Regions from separate parts of the Homo sapiens genome. Here region 2 is linked to region 1. A link is a loop called in an ENCODE intact Hi-C map of the cell type or tissue named here. Cell type or tissue: prostate gland. All regions are shown on one strand. Each heading gives the region's core, and the rest is flanking DNA. Links, peaks and the distances in the headings are about the cores only. Region 1 overlaps WWOX (WW domain containing oxidoreductase). Region 2 has its middle 380 kb from the start of MAF.

Evidence for each region. Hi-C counts contacts between places; a loop is a spot of excess contacts. Peaks named below come from ENCODE experiments on the same cell type or tissue, not always from the same donor. Only the 100,000 strongest peaks of a DNase experiment are listed, where the experiment ranks them.
Region 2: it touches region 1 in a loop (1.9-fold over the local background); 1 of 110 quality-filtered maps calls a loop at or near these places.

What each region holds. Positions count from the first base shown.
Region 1 is chr16:79,066,334-79,076,938 of GRCh38, reverse strand. All of the region lies in intron 8 of WWOX (WW domain containing oxidoreductase), which reads right to left. Among named protein-coding and RNA genes, the nearest start is that of MAF, 530 kb to the left of the region's middle. In prostate gland, for the core only: no CTCF peak of the experiment used is centred there; a DNase peak (open chromatin) is centred at 5,328; H3K27ac peaks cover 1,686 bases.
Region 2 is chr16:79,219,706-79,230,310 of GRCh38, reverse strand. It overlaps a transcript of MAF not described here. Among named protein-coding and RNA genes, the nearest start is that of MAF, 380 kb to the left of the region's middle. In prostate gland, for the core only: no CTCF peak of the experiment used is centred there; no DNase peak of the experiment used is centred there.

The DNA of each region.
Region 1 (10,605 bases), core at 1,522-9,521:
CCACCTTTCTCTCAGGGTAAGCATGAGGATGAAACAGGACAATACGCATAAAACAATAAACACTAAGACAAGCGTCTGATACATGTTAGCCATTGTTGTTATTCACATGCGTTAAGCAGTTTCATCTTCATTATAACCCTATGTGCTAGGTATTCTTATTCCCATTCTGCAGGTCAGGAAGCTGAGCAAGAAGATGTTACCAATAACCCGACCACAGTCACATAACACCTAAGTGGGGGGCTAAAGACGAAGTTCGATCCGTCTGACTCTCAAGTTTGTGGTCTTCCCATACCGCCTACCTAGCTGTGGTAGGTACAGATAGAATCACTGTGACTGGGTCATGAAGGGGCCTGGATAGGCTGAGGTCCAGAGGCCAGAGCTCATCGGAGAGTTAGCTTAGATGGTTCTAGGACAGCGGGGGCTGGCACGGAGGATGCACCGGACAAGCCAAGGAGCCAGCAGCATTTTTTTGAATGCTGTGAAAAAGATACTACCTTGAGTCTTCCATAGATTCACAATAGCTTCAGAAAATTCTCATGAAGGAAAAGGGTGAGAATGAACACTTTGTGAATTAAGATGAAAAGGCTACATTTCAGGGTTTCCAAGAAGGCCCAAGATAGTAAGAAATCAAGTCATCCAGATACTAGGAAAAAGTGATTCTTTTACTTAGATTTCTGTAAAGGGAGCAAACACGACACTGTGTGTGGTCACACATAACCCACAGATTTCACTAAAATGTGACAGTTTGTTCCCTGATATGAAGATGGGATGTGCCTCATAATATTCCTTTGAGAAAATAATACTCAGCGTAGGCTGGTCTTACTCTTACAAATCTCGGCAATGTATCATTGGCTCAAATCTTCTAAGTAACAAATTTCTAAGAAACATTTTCAAGAAAATGGTTCTACATATACTGTAAGAAGAAAAAAACCCCACTTCAACAAATACTTTATTTTTAATGTTGAAAACTGGGGACTCCACACATGATCCAACGTTAGAGCAGATGTTAACTAAATTTAAGTCTGCCCTTTACAGTCAAAAGCAACAGGAAAAAACATAATTCTGAAAAATAACTTAATATGTTTTTTTGAGATAGTTATAAGGGAAGGAAACAGGCTGCCGAGGTATATGTACACCATGTATGTAAACCTCTCTTGCTTCCATTACCTTACTTGAAAAATCACCAGATGAGACCCCATCTCTACTAAAAATACAAAAAGTAGCCAGGTGTGGTGATGTACACCTATAGTCCCAGCTACTCAGGAGGCTAAGGCAGGAGAATCACTTGATCCCAGAAGGCGGAGGGTGCAGTGAGCCAAGATCATGCCACTAAACTCCAGCCTGGGTGACAGAGCAAGACTCCGTCTAAACAAAAGAAAAAAAAAAAGAGAGAGAGAGAAAGGAAAAATCGCCAGAGGTTGTTATTATACAGAGACAAAATTATTTAACACATGTAAGCAACAATGAAAGCAACAATCATATGGCTACAACTATATTGTAAATAAAAACTTAGGTATAGGGGAAAAAGACAGAAAGGAAGTACTGAAAAGTCCTAAAGGTTTCTAGGTTAAGGTGGTGGAAGCATAAGTGATTTTTTTTCCCTTCCTGTGATCTGCCGGTGTCTTGAACATACATGTATGATTTTTACAATGGGTTAAAAAACGAATGTAGAATAAGTAACTCTGCTACTATTCTGCCAGTAGTTTTCAAACTTAGGGCTGAGCAGAACCACCTGGGAAGCTTCATACAAATGCAGACTCTTAGGATGCCTTCCAGAGATTCTAATTCAGTTGGTTGTAATCTTCCAAGTGACTCAGGAATTATATTTTGAGAAACAGTGTTGTAGTGAATTCCAAACAAAGTAATAACTATTGCACTTCCATAGTGATTTTTCATACTGAGTTTCTCTGGGGTCTTTGGGGTCACTGAGGAGTAGGGAATAGTCGAATGTGTAGAAGTTGAGAGAGCTGACGTTTCCCACTTAAAACAATGTCCTTCCCTCACATCTGTTGTATATACTACACTTTGGCAAAACGTTTATTTTTCTTTTTTTTTAAAGGTTCTGTATCTAAAAACTAAAATCAAAAGCCTTGCAAGAGATTTATCTCCATTTTCTGAGTTCAGAATGGAAATGGTTACATCAGCATTTGATTTTGCAAATAACTTGCTATTTTCTGAGCTGGGGGAGTTAGGCTATCTCAGCTTAGTTATCTTTGTAGAGGGAAGAAGAGGATAAATAACATATGCTGATCAACTTACTATATCTCAGATTCTTTACAAACATTACCTCATCTAATCCTCATGGAGACTCTTAGGTTCTTAGTATTCCTAGCTTATAAAGGGAGATACTTAAGTGTAGAATGCTACTCCATTTCCAAGTAGGAGTGTAGAGATCCCCTCATGGTCACTGTTGTCCCCAAAATCCCAGGTCTCTCCATTCCCCCACACTGCCCATTGATGGGTCAGCCAGCCTCTCCAAATGGAGAAAATATGACCAAAAAAAAAAAAAAAAAAAAAAAAAAAAAAAAAGGACTAGTGACATTTCAGTCAGGATGAGATTCGGCTTTGAGTGACAACGGTGGTTTTAGGAAGTCAGATGTTTACTTCTCTCATTTAAAGTGTGGGAAATGGGGGTGACAGCCAACCATCATTAGAAACCCAGGTTCCTGACATTTGGGGCTGGATGATTTATTATATTTTTTAAAAAAATAGAAATCCAGGTTCCTTCCACATATTTGCTCTTCTATCTTCAACACACAGCTCCAACTTGGGGTCGGAGTTGCCTGCTCGAACTCTAACTGCTTTAACGTCAACATTCTAGTCAGCCGGTAAAAGAAAAGGGCCACAAAGCACCCATCCTCAGCCTGTATACACTCGTAGCAGAAGTACTGTATTGCTGTGCTTCTCGAACTAACCATGGTGAAAGGCTTTTTTTTTCCTCAGACCTTTGGCAAATAACTTTGTGAAGGGTACCCTCCTCCAGAAGAGATTTTAAAAAAACATTGAGAATTGCTAGAAAAAGGAAATTAAAAAGGACATACAAAATATAAGCCCATTTTAAAATTACTACCTGGAACAGACATAAGCTTAATTTTGACAAATAGTTACGAACTTTTCTAAAGGTTGACTCTCAAGCTCTCAACTTATCTCTCAGTGGATCAGTTATAAACCCTACGGAAGCCCTGAGATACGACAGTTCTGCTAACGTCCCATTTACTAGAACTTCATCAAAGGATCACTCTAGCTGCAAAGGCAAGCAGGGAAATATAGTCTCTTCCCAGGCTGTTGAAAATTAGGTATTTTATTAGTAGGTAATAAAGGGAGAACAGACATTTGAAGACACTCAGCAGTGTCTGCAACACTGATCTTAAAATGAAACAAAGTCTACGGCTGTCTGTAGGAGACATAAACTCAAATCTCCACCTAAAATGATAAATCCATATAACTCTATAATAACAAAGCCAGGCGCGGTGGCTCATGCTTGAAACCCCAGCACTTTGGGAGGCCGAGTTGGGTGGATCACCTGAGGTCAGGAGTTTGAGACCAGCCTGGCCAACATGGTGAAACCCTGTCTCCACTAAAAATACAAAAAGTAGCCGGGCATGGCGGCGTGCACCTGTAATCCCAGCTACTCAGGAAGCTGAGGCAGAAGAACCACTTGAACCCAAGAGGTGGAGGTCGCAGTGAGCTGCGATCGTGCCATTTCACTCCAGCCTGGGCAAAGAGAGAGTAAAACGGTGTCTCAGTAATAATAATAATAATAATAATAATAATAATAATAATAATAACGAATAACTACTATAATGTAAAAAAGCGATAGAAAGCTCTTTTATGTACCATAATGAGGATTTCTAGATAAAGGAAATGAATACACAGATTCTGCAACTCTCACTGAGGCTAGCACACGTCTAGATATGGGTGTGCTGATGAACAGCCACATGGAAGCACATTTCAACTAAAAACAGTGATGACGTTTGTCAATGACCCGGAGTCCAAATGGGGAAAACACTTCCACTTAGCTGAAAGTGGCAACTAAACTTCTCATCATCTCAGCCCAAATTCAGGCCAGAAAACAGCTACACACATTCTGGTTCTAAAGACATGCATTTGAAAATAAGAAATCAAAGACCAAGCATTTACTAAATACTAGGATTATGTTGTATGATAAATATACAGGCAAAGTTGAAGAATTGCTGGAAGATTTAAGAGAAAAGAAGAGGCTGTTGTGGCCCTGATGATGACGATGGTGATGGTGATGGTGATGATGAAGATGACAGCTAAAACAAGTACTGCTAACTTTGATCATTAATAATTATAGCTTCGATAATGATACTGAATATCTTGTAAAGCGCTTAATAAATAAAAACGTCAACTGCAGAAAAGCATGTCAAAATGAATACAGATTAATGAGATCTAGATGAATGGTGTAGCTTTTCTCTGTCCAGAAATAAACTCTTACCACATCTCCTCTCTGAATCTTCAAGTCTATGTTGCAAAGTAGCAACACCAAGGTGAACACTCATGAAATTCTGTCCATGTGGAGGTCTCATGCCTATGGGAGGCAGTGCAACTTTGCAGGAAATGTGACCCAGGACCTCTGCAGAGTTGAGAATGCATATGATAGGAATACTGTTTTCTGTTTTTGGGGGGTTGGGGGGACAGTCTCATTCTGTTACTCAGGCTAGATTGCAGTGGTATGATCATAGCTCACTGCAGCCTCAACCCCCTAGGCTCAAGCAATCCTCCCATCTCAGCTTCCTGAGTAGCTAGGACTACAGGCACACTCTACCATGCCTAACTAATTTATTTTTCTTTTTTTGTAGAGATGGAGTCTCACTGTTTTGGCCAAGCTGGTCTCAAACTCCTAGACTCAAGCAATCCTCCCGCCTCTGCCTTCCAAAGTGCTAGGATTACAGGCATGAGCCACCATGGCCGGCGTATAAGCATTTTTAAGCTAATACAAAAAAGAACGAGTAAACGAATGAATGAATGAACAAGTGAGCCAGCTCACACAAGGTTTGGCCACCCTACCACCCAATGAGACCATCTGGTGCACCAGACATGGAGTTGGTTGCAACACTGCTGACCATTGTCTCCAGAGAAGCAGAGCTCCCAACACACTTGTCCCTAGGCAGAATCTGGTTTAACTCCTACCTCTGAATCAGAGCCACTCATTTTTAGGCCAACAGATCAATTACTTGAAGCAATCAAGGGACCAACTTAAAAAGCTACGTTTACAACGTGAAGGGGAATGCGGGGCAGGAGGCCAAGAAAGACCCAAGAGTGGTTTAGCAAAACCAGCAGAGAGTAACTGACTACAAGCCTGAGCGTGTAATGGGACAGGAGGCTGGCAGAGAGCCAGTGAAGCCTTTCTTAGGACTCTAAAAACCTGAAACAGCTCTCCTAGACAAGGAGAGTTGAAGCAATAAAAACAGTTTTCAAACTAGAGAGAAAACAAAATGAAACTTGGTTTGGGTAATTGGTGAACTCTCTTGGGTAACAGGGCTCTAAGAGATGAGGGGGGAAGAAACGCACAACCCCTTCTGTATTTCACACCCTCTCAAATGGTTGAAAAGCTTTTCTGGCTTCCTTTAACAAGTACACCAACTTCAAAAGCTCAGAGTATGTTTTCTCCAAATTAAGACAAAAAAGTCATTGTCAGGTTGTCAAAAATGTATGTAGCAAGTAATAATAAATGCTCTTAGGAGAGGAGTACAATGTGAGACTCACCTGAACAACAAAGCCCCTTAACTGTGTTCATCAGAAGAAAGTGATCATACATTTGATTAAAAACTGCTAGCCTGGAAATGTACAGGCAGACTTCACAGTCTATGGAATAAATGGGAATCATAAAAAGAGAAGGTCAGTGCTTTGCAACCTTATATGCTGCCTCCATGCATTCACGTATGGGCTGCATCCCTCGAGAGTACACTCCCTACATTCTGAGTCCCAAAGTATGTGGGGGTAGGGAGGGACATAGTAAGAAACCACCTGCCCTGGAAGTGTATTGTCAAAATGTTCTGTGCTGAGTGACGATGCTACTTCAAAAAGTTTCTGTGGAGAATATAGTCAACACACCCACATTTCTCTTCCACTCCCTCACCAATATAGAATCACTAATCTAAAGAGATGAGAAAAACTTCATCTGTGTTCTTTGAAGAAACAAATCAAATGTTAAAAGAGGCCTTTCCATTGATTCATTTGAATTATCCACTTGAAGCTTGCACCACTGACTAAAGGAAGAAGCAAGCCAGCTCCTGGATTGTTGACATCTCTCGCATACCCTCTCACGCCCTGAACTTCTGTGCCTCTTCCTTCCTCCCTAGCAGCAGCCTACCTGCTGCACCAGTCCGAACCTGACTGCCCGTCTGCCTCACTCATTGCCAAGGAGCTTTGCTCATCTGTGTACAATCATGATAGAAGGCAGACGCTCCACCCTTCCAGACTATGAGAATTTTCCATCGGTGGTGAGTAAAAATCCTAGCAATCCATCAAGAAAAAGGGCATCTGGACTGATACGTCATTTCCAAAGACAGCCAGGAGACCATTTTGCTGGAGGACACTTTAAAAGCACAATTTACTTCTCAACAGTAATCTCAGCTTAGGGCCCTTCCCAGTTGGTTTCTGGAAAACACACACACACACACACACACACACACACACACACACATCAGAAACACATTCCTAAGAACAAACTGGAGCATGATGTTCTCTCAGACCAAGTGTGGGTTTCAACATTTACAAGTTTTATAAACATTAGGCACTGCAGCTGACCTGCATTGCCTTGGTATTAGGGAAATAGCTTAACTTTTCTCTTTCAAGTCAATTTGCCCAATCTTTGAATGATAAGTCTTGAGGAGGAACTATCAAACTATATTAGGAATATTCTGCATTTATTTTGGAATAGGAAATAAATTGTTTTTCACAGAAGATGTTTCAAAATAATTCTAAATGCTTGAATACTAATTGGTTGCCTTGAACATCCTTAAATATGTGACACAAAGGTTTGGGTAACTTTTTGGTCATAGAGGGGGAAAAAATTTGAAACAAGGTGTTTTTCAATGAGTCAATTTGGGCCAAAGTTGGTTTACATAGAGCTCTTATCTGAGACTAACTAACACCAGTTAGCAAAACACAGGTTAACCCCAGAAACCTCCTCCTCCTTCCCGGCTTCTCTTCTTTCCCTAATAACACAGACATTGGCCATCTATGGTGACCACACACTGCCTCATTTAATTGACTGCTACTTTCTATTTGCACACTGACATTTAGATGTTTTCTTTATTTTTTTTCAGTCCAGAAACCCACTTACTTCAATAATGGTTGATAACAGCATACTTTCCACTAGCACTGTTTATTAGCTTTAAAAAAAAAAAAAAACCTACCAATAAAGATTCTTTTTTATGTGACCCTTTTCCTGCCAATAGGTTGTGATAAATAAGTCGGTTCTTAGTTCCTAAGTTTACGTAAATGACTACAGTAACGTGTGAACAAGACAGAGATGTAAAGGTCTTTAAACCACAGTTTAACAAAAAGGTCCTGTCTGTCAATGAAATAAAGCTGTTTTGAATTTGTTCCCAATCACTGGGCTCTTTTGCTGGAAGCTCATGTTGGCTTGGTGGTGATTAATGCGAAGCCACACGGCCTTCGCTGAGTGCGTAAGAGAACTGGCAACTCTAAACAGCATTAATCGTACTCACAACTACTTGCTACATGCTGAAGTTTTCTTTATTTTCCACCATTCCAGGTCAAGAGGATACCCAGGTGCATTTACCTTCGCCAAGCGCAGCGCAGGGCCCACCTTTCCCCGAAGTGAGATGTCACACGTGGGGAGTTCCGGCACTTTCTTTCCAGGTAGTTCATCTGCTCTGCGCTTTACTGATCAAATGACTCTACCAAGTCAAGTCGGAAACTTAGACATAACTACTTCTCAGGTGCACACCAAGATAGATGCATATCTTACGCCTGTGCGTAAGACAACTGTGAAATGTTTGGCTGGGAATCGGTTAAGCGTGGGCATCAGACCCAAGGAACCACTTTCGGCATTCATTCCCTACCTCCTCTCTCGCTTTCTTTATTATTATTATTATTATTATTATTATTATTATTATTATTATTGGGTTTTTTTGAGACAAGTTCTGGCTCTATAGCTCAGGCTGCAGGGCAGTGGTGAGGTCATATCTCACTGCAGCCTTGGCCTCCTGGGCTCGAGCCATCCTCCCACCTCAGCCTCCTGAGTGGCTGGGAGCACAGGCATGCACCCCCACGCCTGGCTAATTTTTTTTTTTGTTGTTGTTGTTTGTAGAGATGGGGGTCTCACCATGTTGCCCAGGTCTCGAACTCCTAGGCTCAAGTGATCCTCCTGCTTCAGCCTCCCAAAGCGTTGAGATTACAGGCATGAGCCACCGTGACCAGCCACGTCTCTGTCTTGAGCTTCCTACACGTGCAGTGCTTTCTGAAAACCATGTGGCACGTGAACATATGATTGTGCATTCAGGAGGAAGGAGTGTGTCAGGCAGCACAGAGCTACTCTCAGGAACACGGGTTTAAGTCCTGACTGCACCTTACCACTGAACAACTCCTGCAAACACAGACACATAACACAATGGGACATAATTGTCCTCACCCCCAAGATGGTTACAGGCTTTACATGAGCTAGTTATGGGAAGTGCTTGACACAGTCATGGCATTCTTAGGCAGTTCATAAACATCATTAGTTACCGTTGCTACTATTTTTATAAGGATTACAGGGTCATTCACCCAATGCTCTCTCCTCAATCACTCTTACCAGATTCCACTAACATAAATGGTGTGTCCACAATGGGTTAGGGATCTTCCGGAGCCCCCCTCCCATCCCCTGTGCACTTGTACATGCAGCTAATAGCCCCAAAGACTGACCATGGCCAAGGCAAAGGCAGGAAGATCAATGAGAAAATCTGTGAGTTCTGCTTTTGTGCAGGCTTTTTTCTCAAAACTAATTATTTATTGGCTGATTTAGGTGCCTTGCCTGGATCACAGGCATTCCCAGGAGACGCCCTCTCAGGAGGCTAGCCTCTTTGGAAGGTTCCAGAAGGGAAGAGAAGGAAGGACTTTTCATTTGCAGATGACTCGCAACACTGTCAGCAGCACACTCATTCCATTCGAACCACAAAGTCCTCAGTAATACCCACTTCTGTGCATTTGCCAGGCACTACCATAGGCACAGCGAATACAGCTGCAGATGAGTTTACCTTCTTGCGGGAAAGACCAACCTGAAATGCACAAAAGCATAATATGCAGGTGGTGATAAGTGCCCCCCCCCGCCCCCCACCCCACCCACACGCACAAATTAAAAACCCAGGGCAGGCAGAGGATGAGCATGAAGTATTAGTACTATTCCATGTGGCAGTGGTCAGGGAAGGTCTCTAGTGAGGAGATGTCCGGGCAGACACTATAAAGGGTAAAGGGGTAGCCCTCACAGGAGCCGAGAAGAGCATCTCAGGTGGAGGGAAGCCCAAACGTGGAGTTTTCATAAAGTTTTTAAGAAAGGTCAAGGAGGTCAGGACAGCTGAAGCAGAGAGAGAGAAAGAGAGAGAGCGAGAGCAGACAACAGCCATTTTGATGTCAAGGGAGGAACAGGGACTCAAGTCATGCAGGACCTTGCAAAGGTTTTAGCTTTTACTCTGATTTTAGAAAACTTTGATCTGATGTGTTTTAAAGCAATCGTTCTCGATAGTGAATATCAGAATCACCAGAAGCAAAGACAGATCTCACCCAGAGCAAAGGGGATGGCCGGCCCTATGAAAGCTGGAGCCCCAGACAGGCCCTAGACAGGGCCTCCAAGGATTGCATCCAGCTATGCTCCTTTCAGGGAGACCTCACTAATAACCACCTTCTTATTCATTTCGCGGATGCTCCCTTCCAGAGCCGTCCTTCAACAGAGCACTTAACTGTGGCATGCAGAATGCCCTTTCAGAGATAGTTCATATCTCTGCCATCTCTGCCATCTCTGCCAACAAGCCAGTCCCATCTGCCAGTGTCTTCGACTGCAATGGTAGCTACCTTTTCAGCTGCTACTGTAGTCTGGAATGAAATCGAGGCAGCCAAGGCTTGAGAAAGTTAAACTGGAAAATGGTGACAAGCCACATTTGTATGGTACCTCGTTTGACCTGGACCATTGCCAGAGGGAAATTCTCCAAGGAGCAAAGTCCTTCTGGTAGAAGGCAGGTGGTCCCTTGAGGCGGCAGGCTCTCATGGCACAGAGCCTGAGAAATGCAAATTCGCCGATTGAATTAAGTGGGCACCTGAATGCTTGCTTAATCCGGCTCTATTGTTCAGTTCTGCTGGCCTTGCCAGCTGTAAAGAGGTGAGCTTTCAGAAATAAGGGGGAAAGAAATCCAATGAGGCTTCCTGGAAATTATTCCCTCCTTCCTTCCCTCCCTTCCTCCCTTCTTCCCTTCCCCCTTCCTTCCTTCTGTCCTTCTTTCCTTCCACAGATCCTATGTTGAGCTCAACTGTGAGCCTAATTGCGCACTTGATAATGATGTCAAAATGGTGACGAAGGCAGATTCCTTCCCAGCCCTGATGGAGTCTACTATGTCCCACTGGGTGACACAGATAATAAAC
Region 2 (10,605 bases), core at 1,464-9,463, 150 kb before region 1:
CTGGAGGCACCCACAGAAGCAGCCTGCCTTAGCCGGGTGAAAGGTCAGAACCCAGAATGCCAAAGAGAGCTTCCCTTGCCATAACCACGTCTAGCATTCAGTCCTCAGGTTCTGTGCAATTCAACTCCAGAAAGTTAACTGTGTAAGAACCAGAAATGTTTCTCAAAGATAGGGCTTGCCTACAGAGTCACTCAGCATGTATGTGTTTACAACCTGTTTACAAGATCAGTGATTAAATACATTCTCAGTGATCGATATTTACCTCTTAAGAATGAAGGATTCAGTGTAGTGCTTTTATTCTTTTTTTTTCTGTAAGCAACTATCCTGCAAATTGATAAGAGTCCCTTTTGATTAGATGGCGGGGCTGTGTGTTTAACATTGCATGCAAAAGGCCTATAAAAACGAAGTTAAATTAATACACAGGCTGCCGCAAGCAAGCTCAGAGCCGCAGAAATCAGGTCATTCTACGAGGAAGGGAATTTAGGACCCTCTCACCACTAGGTTAGGATTAAACTCCGCATCTTTCACTTCGAAGTGAAGAGAAGGAATCCCGGAGGTACAAAGTATTTTCAGCAGGCGCTTTGCTCGGTGCACTCCTCTAGATAGCTCAACGAGGAGCCAGCCCCGTGGCTCAAGCACCTGCTGGCTTGCCCAGGTGCTGCTCGCCACGAGTCTGTTCGCCTTGTCCTCACGCCCCTGTCCACAGATGGATGGAGTTACCGAACGGCCTCCACGCCGCGCTTCACTTATCCCCGCTCACAGCCCATCTTCGGGCTGTTCATAATGTTCTGACACTTTTATGAGTCCCTTGCTCTCTGCCAGGACAGGCGGTCCCTCGAAATGTGCAGTGAATTCCACGGACAACGGAAAGGCAGCTCTATCTGAAGGTGAAACTGCTCTAGCTAACAGGGAAAGCTCTTTAAAAGACCATCAAAGAGACACCCTGCACAATGCCTGCTTTCCGGAGGAGCCTCGCGCCCACAAGGCCATCCCCCAAATCCGTGAGTCACTGACCCTGCTGTCTTGGTGGTGCCATCAAAACCCGTTTCCAAGGGGTTGGGAGAGGCTTTTCTGGCCTGGAGATGAGGGTTTTAAAATTAATGTTACTAAATTCCGGCTGTGGCCTTTATCCTCAGAAGGAGAAAGTTCGTGTGACCTGGGTGTTGGGGGGGGTCTATGTTTGAAGGAAGAAGCTCTGAGAGGACACATGATTTGCCAGGATCACACAGCTCCGTGGGTGAGAAGGGGATTAGAATGTGGCTGATTGGGCTTTTTCTACTGTGCTGTATCTTTTGCTCCAAGAAGAATTGTGCTCTGATGGATGTGTGTTAACGATGAAAGCCCATCTTGGCCCCTCATTCCCCACCGTGCCCTGTCTCAGACTGGTGCAGGCTGATGTTGCTGGAGGGAGGAACTGGGGTACCATTCTCACTGTAGTCTATGTACATGATCCTCCCATTCTGGCTTCTGTTAAACCTGCACCCTTGGTGGAAACCCTGAGCGGACCTCCCCCTGCCCTAACCCCCCACCACCATTATATTCGTCTTCCTGAGCAAATTACCTTGTAACTCAGCCTAAGTGGAAACAGAGGAGAAACATCTGAATTTTCAACCATAACAAATATAGGCAGAGAGCTCTTTTCCTCTATCTTTCATGCCTGTCTTTGTGTACCTGTGGAAACATTTATGATCAAAGGTGCCAACCATTGAAAAGGGCATGAGCCAGTGAGGAAACACCGGCAGGGGCTCAGGGATCAGGAAGATCAATGTGTGAAGACTCACAGCCACAGAAATGGATCCAGGCCAATTTGTGAAGCTTTCCTATCCAAAGCTTTGAGAATTATCAGTGCATTTCCTGTCCTGGGATTAAAGTCAGAGCAGGATCTAGTGAAGCCATTCTTTCTTGATTTTATGAATGAAGCACATGTGATATTATTAGGAGATCAGACCCACCTTGCCCTCATTTAGACTGATAGTTAATGGGTGAATTATTTGGATGTTTCTTAGGTATTCACGCTTTCCTTGTAGATGGCATATTTTTCATTCTTTCCCTTCAAATAGTTGTTACACAAGTCATGAAATAACTTTAAAGTTCAAAAATAATGTGGCTGGGCAAGGTGGCTTATACCTATAATCCCAACCTCCCTTTGGGAGGCAGAAGCAGGAGGATCACTTGAGGCTAGGAGTTGGAGACCAGCCTGGGCAACATAGCAAGACCTTATCTCTACAAAAACTAAGTACTTAGCTGCGTGTGGTGGTGCGTGCCTATAGTCCTAGCTACTTGGGAGGCTCAGGTGAGAGGATCGCTTGAGCGCAGGAGTTCAAGGTAACAGTAAGCTATAATTGTGCCATAGCAGTCTTGCCTGTGTGACAGAGAAAGACCCTGTCTCAAAGATTTTTCTGAAAAGGTATTATTCTCAGATTCCAAGAAAGAAGTTGTGGTCTACACCCAGGATTTCTCTCCACTCAACAGTTATATTGACATTGCTGATATTTTTTAAGTCTAAATATTTCAGGTTTTTTTGATGAGGATATTTGTTTAGAGTAGCGTAAAATGTATTATTTTGTTTTCCAATGTTTAAAAACTTTATAGTAGCAGAGATGAGATGGGCAAAAAAAAAATCAATACTTCAGCTTATCATTTAGTTCAAATTTTTAGCAAGTAGTAATAAAACAAAACGTAGAATGGGGTTTGTCATATATCCATACTCTGGGTGTGGCAAAATCTGGGCATGAATGTTCAAGGTTAATAGGAGTGCACTGAGGTGGAGACATGAGGAGCTAAACAATTACAGTACCGTTACTCGACCATGGCAGAATGTCAAACTCAAGTGGAAAAAAAGTCTCTTGTTGAATACTGACCTGGCCAAAGTCACAGGGAGATGGTGTTCATACACACACAGCAATGAAAGGTAATTCAGACAACCAGCCAGTTGTTTTGTTTTGTTTGTTTGTTTGTGTGAGACAGGGTATCCTTCTGTCCCCCAGGCTAGAGTGCAGTGGCACAATCAAGGCTCACTGCAGTCTTGACCTCCCAGGCCCAGGCGATCCCCCTACCTCAGCCTCCTGAGTAGCTGGGACCACAGGTGTGTGCCGCCATGCCTGGATAATTTTTTGTAGAGACGGGATTTGAGACCAGACTTTTGTAGAGATGGGGTTGAGACCAGGCTCATCTCAAACTCCTGGACTGAAAGGATCCTGCTGCCTTAGCCTGCCAAAGGGCTGGGATTAACTGGCCCAGCCAGTTATTTTGAAACAATTAAGTGACCCAAAATAATCCACCTGCTTTTATTTTTTTCAAATATATGTTTCTTGGTGCCATGTAGCCCTAAGGTTCCCCATCCTGTTCCTGGGAAACTTACAAGCCATTCCATTTCTGTCAGTATGTCAACTCAAGAGTACTTTCTGGAGGCTCCATGACTGGACCTGAGTCAGCTCACAGCCGTGCTATAATACTCAATAAGGCAGCTGGGCATGTTTTACAAGCACTGGCATATTTTGTCATCATTTTTCTAAATTTTACTTTTTAAAAACTATTAGAGCATACCTTTATCATAGAAAATGTGGGGAATATAGATGAGCCTAAGAAAAAAATGTCATCCACATGTCCTCTACCCAGAGATAAACATTATTAGCACTTTTTCATTCATTTTTTCTCTCAATACGTATTTGTAGGTACAAAGTCATGAATGTAGGTTTAACAAAAATGGGATCATACCCTACCAACTTTTATAACGTACATTTTTCATCTAATAGGTTATAAACATTTTGTTTTTAAATTTTTTTATATACTTTAAGTTCTGGGGTACATGTGCAGAACATGCAGGTTTTTACATAGGTATACACATGCCATGGTGGTTTGTTGCACCCATCAACCCGTCATCTACATTAGGTATGTCTCCTAATGCTATCCCTCCCCTAACACCCCACCCCCTGACAGGCCCTGGTATGTGATGTTACCCTCCCTTGTCCGTGTGTTCTCAATGTTCAACTCCCACTTATGAGTCAGAACGTACAGTGTTTGGTTTTCTGTTCTTGTGTTGGTTTGCTGAGAATGTTGGTTTTCAGCTTCATCCATGTCCCTGCAAAGGACATGAACTCATCCTTTTTTATGGCTGCATAGTATTCCATGGTATATATGTGCCACATTTTCTTTATCCAGTCTATCATTGATGGGCATTTGGGTTGGTTCCAAGTCTTTACTACTGTGCACAGTACTGCAATAAACATACGTGTGCATTTGTCTTTATAGTAGAATGATTTATAATCCTTTGGGTATATACCCAGTAATGGGATTGCTGGGTCAAATGGTATTTCTAGTTCTAGATCCTTGAGGAATTGCCACACTGTCTTCCACAATGGTTGAACTAATTTACACTCTCACCAACAGTGTAAAAGTGTTCCTATATCTCCACATCCTCTCCAGCATCTGTTCTTTCCTGACTTTTTAATGATCACCATTCTAACTGGTGTGAGATGGTATCTCATTGTGTTTGTGATTTGCATTTCTCTAATGACCAGTGATGATGAGCATTTTTTCATATGTTTGCTGACTGTATAAATGTCTTCTTTTGAGAAGTGTCTGTTTATATCCTTTGCCCACTTTTTGATGGGGTTGTGTGGTTTTTTTTCTTGTAAATTTGTTTAAGTTCTTTGTAGATTCTGGATATTAGCCCTTTGTCAGATGGATAGATTGCAAAAATTTTCTCCCATTCTGTAGGTTTCCTGTTCACTCTGATGATAGTTTCTTTTGCTGTGAAGAAGCTATTTAGTTTAATTGGATCCCATTTCTCAATTTTGGCTTTTGTTGCCATTGCTTTGGCTGTTTTAGTCATGAAGTCTTTGCCCATATGTCTTTGCCCATACCTATGACCTGGATGGTGTTGCCTAGGTTTTCTTCTAGGGTTTTTATGGTTTTAGGTCTTATGTTTAGGTCTTTAATCCAGCTTGAGTTAATTTTTGTATAAGGCATAAGGAAGGGTTCCAGTTTCTGTTTTCTGCATATGGCTAGCCAGTTTTCTCAACACCATTTATCAAATAGGGAATTCTTTCCCCATTGCTTGTTTTTCTCAAGTTTGTCAAGGATCAGATGGTTGTAGTTTTGTGGTGCTATTTCTGAGGCCTTTGTTCTGTTCCATTAATCTATATATCTGTTTTGGCACCAGTACCATGCTTTTTAGTTATTGTAGCCTTGTAGTATCCTTTGAAGTCAGGCAGCATGATGCCTCCAGCTTTGCTCTTTTTGCTTTGGATTGTCTTGGCTATGTGGGCTCTTTTTTGGTTCCATATGAAATTTAAGGTAGTTTTTTCTAATTCTGTGAAGAAAGTCAGTGGTAGCTTGATGGGGATAGCACTGAATCTATAAATTGCTTTGGGCAGTATGGCCATTTTCACAATATTGATTCTTCCTACCCATGAGCATGCAATGTTTATCCATTTGTTTGTGTCCTCTCTTATTTCCTTGAGCAGTGGTTTGTAGTTCTCCTTGAAGAGGTCTTTCATAATCCCTTGTAAGTTGTGTTCCTAGGTATTTTATTCTCTTTGTAGCAATTGTGAATAGGAGTTCACTCATGATTTTGCTCTCTTGTTTGTCTATTATTGGTGTATAGAAATGCTTGTGATTTTTGCACATGGATTTTGTATCCTGAGACTTTGCTGAAGTTGCTTATCTGCTTAAGGAGGTTTTGGGCTGAGACGATAGGGTTTTCTAAATATGCAATCATGTCATCTGTAAACAGAGACAATTTGACTTCCTTTTTTCCTAATTGAATACCCTTTATTTCTTTCTCTTGTCTGATTGTCCTGGCCAGAACTTCCAATACTATGTGGAATAGGAGCAGTGAGAGAGGGCATCCTTGTCTTGTGCAGGTTTTCAAAAGGCATGCTTCCAGTTTTTGCCCATTCAGTATGATATTGGCTATGGGTGTGTCAAAAATAGCTCTTATTATTTTGAGATACGTTCCATCAATACCTAGTTTATTGAGAGTTTTAGCATGAAGGGTTGTTGAATTTTGTTGAAGGCCTTTTCTGCATCTATTGCGAGAATCATGTGGTTTTTATCATCCGTTCTGTTTATGTGATGGATTACGTTTACTGATTTGCATATGTTAAACCAGCCTTGCATCCCAGGGATAAAACTGACTCGATCGTGGTGCATAAGCTTTTTGATGTGCTGCTGGATTCGGTTTGCCAGTATTTTATTGAGGATTTTCGCAGCAATGTTCATCAGGGATATCGGCCTCAAATTTTCTTTTTTTGTTGTGTCTCTGCCAGGTTTTGGTATCAGGATGATGCTGGCCTCATAAAATGAGTTAAGGAGGATTCCTTCTTTTCCTATTGTTTGCAATAGTTTCAGAAGGTATGGTACCAGCTCCTCTTTGTACTCCTGGTAGAATTTGGCTTTGAATCCCTCTGGTCCTGGACTTATTTTGGGTGGTAGGCTATTAATTACTCCCTCAATTTCAGAACTTGTTATTGGTCTATTCAGGGATTTGACTTCTTCCTGGTTGAGTCTTGGGAGGGTGTATATGTCCAGGAATTTATCCATTTCTTCTAGATTTTCTAGTTTATTTGCACAGAGGTGTTTATAGTATTCTCTGATGGTAGTTTGTATTTCTGTGAGATCAGTGGTGATATCCCCTTTATCATTTTTTATTGAGTCTATTTAATTCTTCCCTCTTTTCTTCTTTATTAATCTGGCTAGTGGTGTATTTTGTTGATCTTTGCAAAAAAACCAGTTTCTGGATTCATTGATTTTTTGAAGGGTTTTTTGTGTCTCTATCTCCTTCAGTTCTGCTCTGATCTTAGTTATTTCTTGTCTTTTGCTAACTTTGGAATTTATTTGCTCTTGCTTCTCTAGTTCTTTTAATTGTGATGTTAGAGTGTCGATTTTAGATCTTTCCTGCTTTCTCTTGTGGGCATTTAGTGCTATAAATTTCCCTCTACACACTGGTTTAAATGTGTCCCAGAGATTCTGCTACATTGTGTCTTTGTTCTCATTGGTTTGAAAGAACTTTATTTCTGTCTTCATTTTGTTACTTACCCAGTAGTCATTCAGGAGCAGGTTGTTCAGGTTCCATGTAGTTGTGCAGTTTTGAGTGAGTTTCTTAATCCTGAGTTCTAATATGATTGCACTGTGGTCTGAGAGACTGTTATGTTGTCCGTTCTTTTGCATTTGCTGAGTAGTGTTTTACTTCCAATTATGTGGTCAATTTTACAATAAGTGCAATGTGGTGCTGAGAAGAATGTATATTTTGTTGATTTGCGGTGGAGAGTTCTGTAAATGTCTATTAGATCTGCTTGGTCCAGAGCTGAGTTCAAGTCCTGGATATCCTTGTTAATTTTCTGTCTCGTCGATATGTCTAATATTGACAGTGGAGTGTTGAAGTCTCCCACTATTACTGTGTGGTAGTCTAAGTTTCTTTGTAGGTCTTTAAGAACTTGCTTTATGAGTTTGGGTGCTCCGGTATTGGGTGCATATATATTTAGGATAGTTAGTTCTTGTTGCATTGATCCCTTTACCATTATGTAATGCCCTTCTTTGTCTCTTTTGATCTTGTTGGTTTAAACTGTTTTATCAGAGACTAGGATTGCAACCCTGCTTTTTTTTCTTCCCACTTGCTTGGTAAATCTTCCTGTATCTCTTTATTTTGAGCCTATTTGTGTCTCTGCACGTGAGATGGGTTTCCTGAATACAGCACAGGATGGGTCTTGACTCTTTATCTAATTTGCCAGTCTGTGTCTTTTAATTGGAGCATTTAGTCCATTTGTATTGAAGGTTAATATTGTTTTCTTTTTTTTATTATTATACTTTAAGTTTTAGGGTTGTTATGTGTGAATTTGATCCTGTCATTATGATGCTAGCTAGTTACTTTGCCCATTAGTTGATGCAGTTTCTTCATAGTGTTGATGGTCTTTACAATTTGGTATCTTTTTGCAGTGGCTGGTATCAGTTGTTCCTTTCCATGTTTAGTGCTTTCTTCAGGAGCTCTTGTAAGACAGGCCTGGTGGTGATAAAATCGCTCAGAATTTGCTTGTCTGTAAAGAATTTTATTTCTCCTTCGCTTATGAAACTCAGTTTGGCTGGATATGAAATCCTGGGTTGAAAATTCTTTTCTTTAATAATGTTGAAAATTGGCCCCCTTTCTCTTCTGGCTTGTAGGTCTTCTGGCTTTTAGGGTTTCTGCCGAGAGATCTGCTGTTAGTCTTAAACATCATTTCTATTAAATTTCTCCCACAACGTTATTTCATGGTAGTCAGAGAGCTTCGCCCCAACTGTTAGACATTTAAATTGATCTCCGGTTTCTCATGATATTATTTTTACTGCTTTAAGAAAAACGTTTCTCTGTCTGTGTCCCAGGGAAGTGTATTAACAAATAGCTAATGAAAAAAAATCAAAGACAAAAACAAAGCAGTGGCCTGTGTTCAAAGGATTAGGGTTAAACATAATTAAATTGTTTTTAATAACAGAACTTCACAGATCTATTAGTCTGTTCATGCGGTTTTTGAATTCTGAAACTCCTGATATCTACACATACATGCACACACACACATACACACACAATCACGTATACGTACACACGTGCACACACACACATACACAATCACATACACTCATGCACATGTACACACACATAATCACATACACTCTTATCAGCTGTCCAGATGATGAAGATTGCCTTGTTTTAGGATTAACTGCTAGAATTTGAATTTCTGGATTAAGAAGCTCTGTTTTGTATTATTAATAAGGATCATAGTGATTTTAATACTTTAAACAGTGGTTTTTACTATTAATATTTGCTATTCAGATTGAACATGAGATATAGATGTATGAGTGTTCATTTTTTTCATGTCTTCTGCTCCTATATTTTGAAAGTGCTGAGCTGTGAATGCTTTGGGAACACATAGAGTGATTTACACAGGCTTCTGGAAGGTTCTGGATTCTTGTTCAGAAAACGGTAACATGACTGAATTTTTTCCCAGGGAGGATCTGCTCAGCCTCTCTCCCTAAAGTGGGTTTGAAGGCAGCCAATAATAAGAAGAGCACAAAGCCAAGTACTTCATCATAAAGTCCTTCAAATCTAGGCCACACCAGGTAAAATTCCCCGGAACCAAGTTTAAGGGCAAGCTCTGTCTTAGCAAACCAGGCAAAGAATTCTGAACATTTCCCAACGCAGTCAAGAAAGTCTTCGAACTTTCTCAGTAGGTTCTGAAGCAGCAGAACAATGAACACTATCAAAAGGCTGGCAAAACGAGCTGACCCAAAGTTTAGCTTGTTTCTTTCTGCTTTCCGCATTCAGCCTTTTTTTATTTCGCTGACACAATGCTCCTGTCCTCTTCTGTCTTGGTTCCAGACGGGAAAGAGAGTTGCATACCCAGGAACTTTAATGGCATCTCCCGGTAAGGTTAACAGTGCTGCATGCCAGACAGGCAGGTCATCTGGGGAAAATAAACTGATCAGCAGCATATCCACCTGGGTGAAACATACCTACTCTTCTCAAAGAAAACCAGCAGCAGAGATAAAAGCCATCTGTGTAGGCAGCACAGAAAAAGTATCTTGCCAGTAACTACCCAGAGCCTTAAATATTTTCATGTTGTTTGACCCCAGCATTCTCCTTGGAACTGATGTTAAGAAAATAAAGAGTTCCCCCAAATCTTACACAAATATATTTACTAAACCACGATTTATATTAATGAAACATGGTGGTGGTAAAGGGTAGAAATTTTAACTCTCCAAGAATAAAAAAATGATTAAGTAACTACCATATATCTATCTGTTCGCTAGATACAGGATCATAAAGGCATTAAATTATTTTAAAATAATTTACTTAGTTTGAAATATATCAAGGTGTATATGGAATATAATCACAACTATATAAAATGAAAACTACAAGATACATGCAAATTTTCTAATGCATAAAAAATGTACCACAGTATTTACACTAGTTGGTTCTTTTGAGTGGTGGGACTATGGGCACATGTGTTTTTCTGATCCTGCCCCCCAAACTTAAATGCTGGGCATGCATTTTAACTTTAACTTTTTTTTTTTTTTTTTTTGAGATGGAGTCTCACTCTGTTGCCCAGGCTGGAGTGCATTGGCACCATCTGAGCTCACAGCAGCTTCCACCTCCTGGGCTCAAGCAATTCTCCTGCCTCAGCCTCCCGAGTAACTGGGACTACAGGTGCCCACCACCACACCCGGCTAATTTTTGTATTTTTAGTAGAGACAGGGTTCCACCATGTTGGCTAGGCTGGTCTTGAACTCCTGACCTCAGGTGATCTGCCCACCTTGGCATCCCAAAGAATTTTAATTTTTTAATAAAAACAGCAGTACATTTTGTTTAACAGAACATTAGTTACCAGTTATTTCCAAGATTAACTCTATTTAAATACGATGATACAACTTTTTATATAACCAATATCACAAATCATATTGAAAGGATATAAACATAAAGCCACATTCAGGTAAATTACCAATGGAATTCCCACTTGTTCAGCTTAGAGAAGCCTAAACAAGTCCTACATTGAAAATAAAGCACGGTAGGAATGAAGTCTGAGGTACAGGAGATCACAGACGCAGAGTGACAGTAGGGAACGGGGTCAGAGA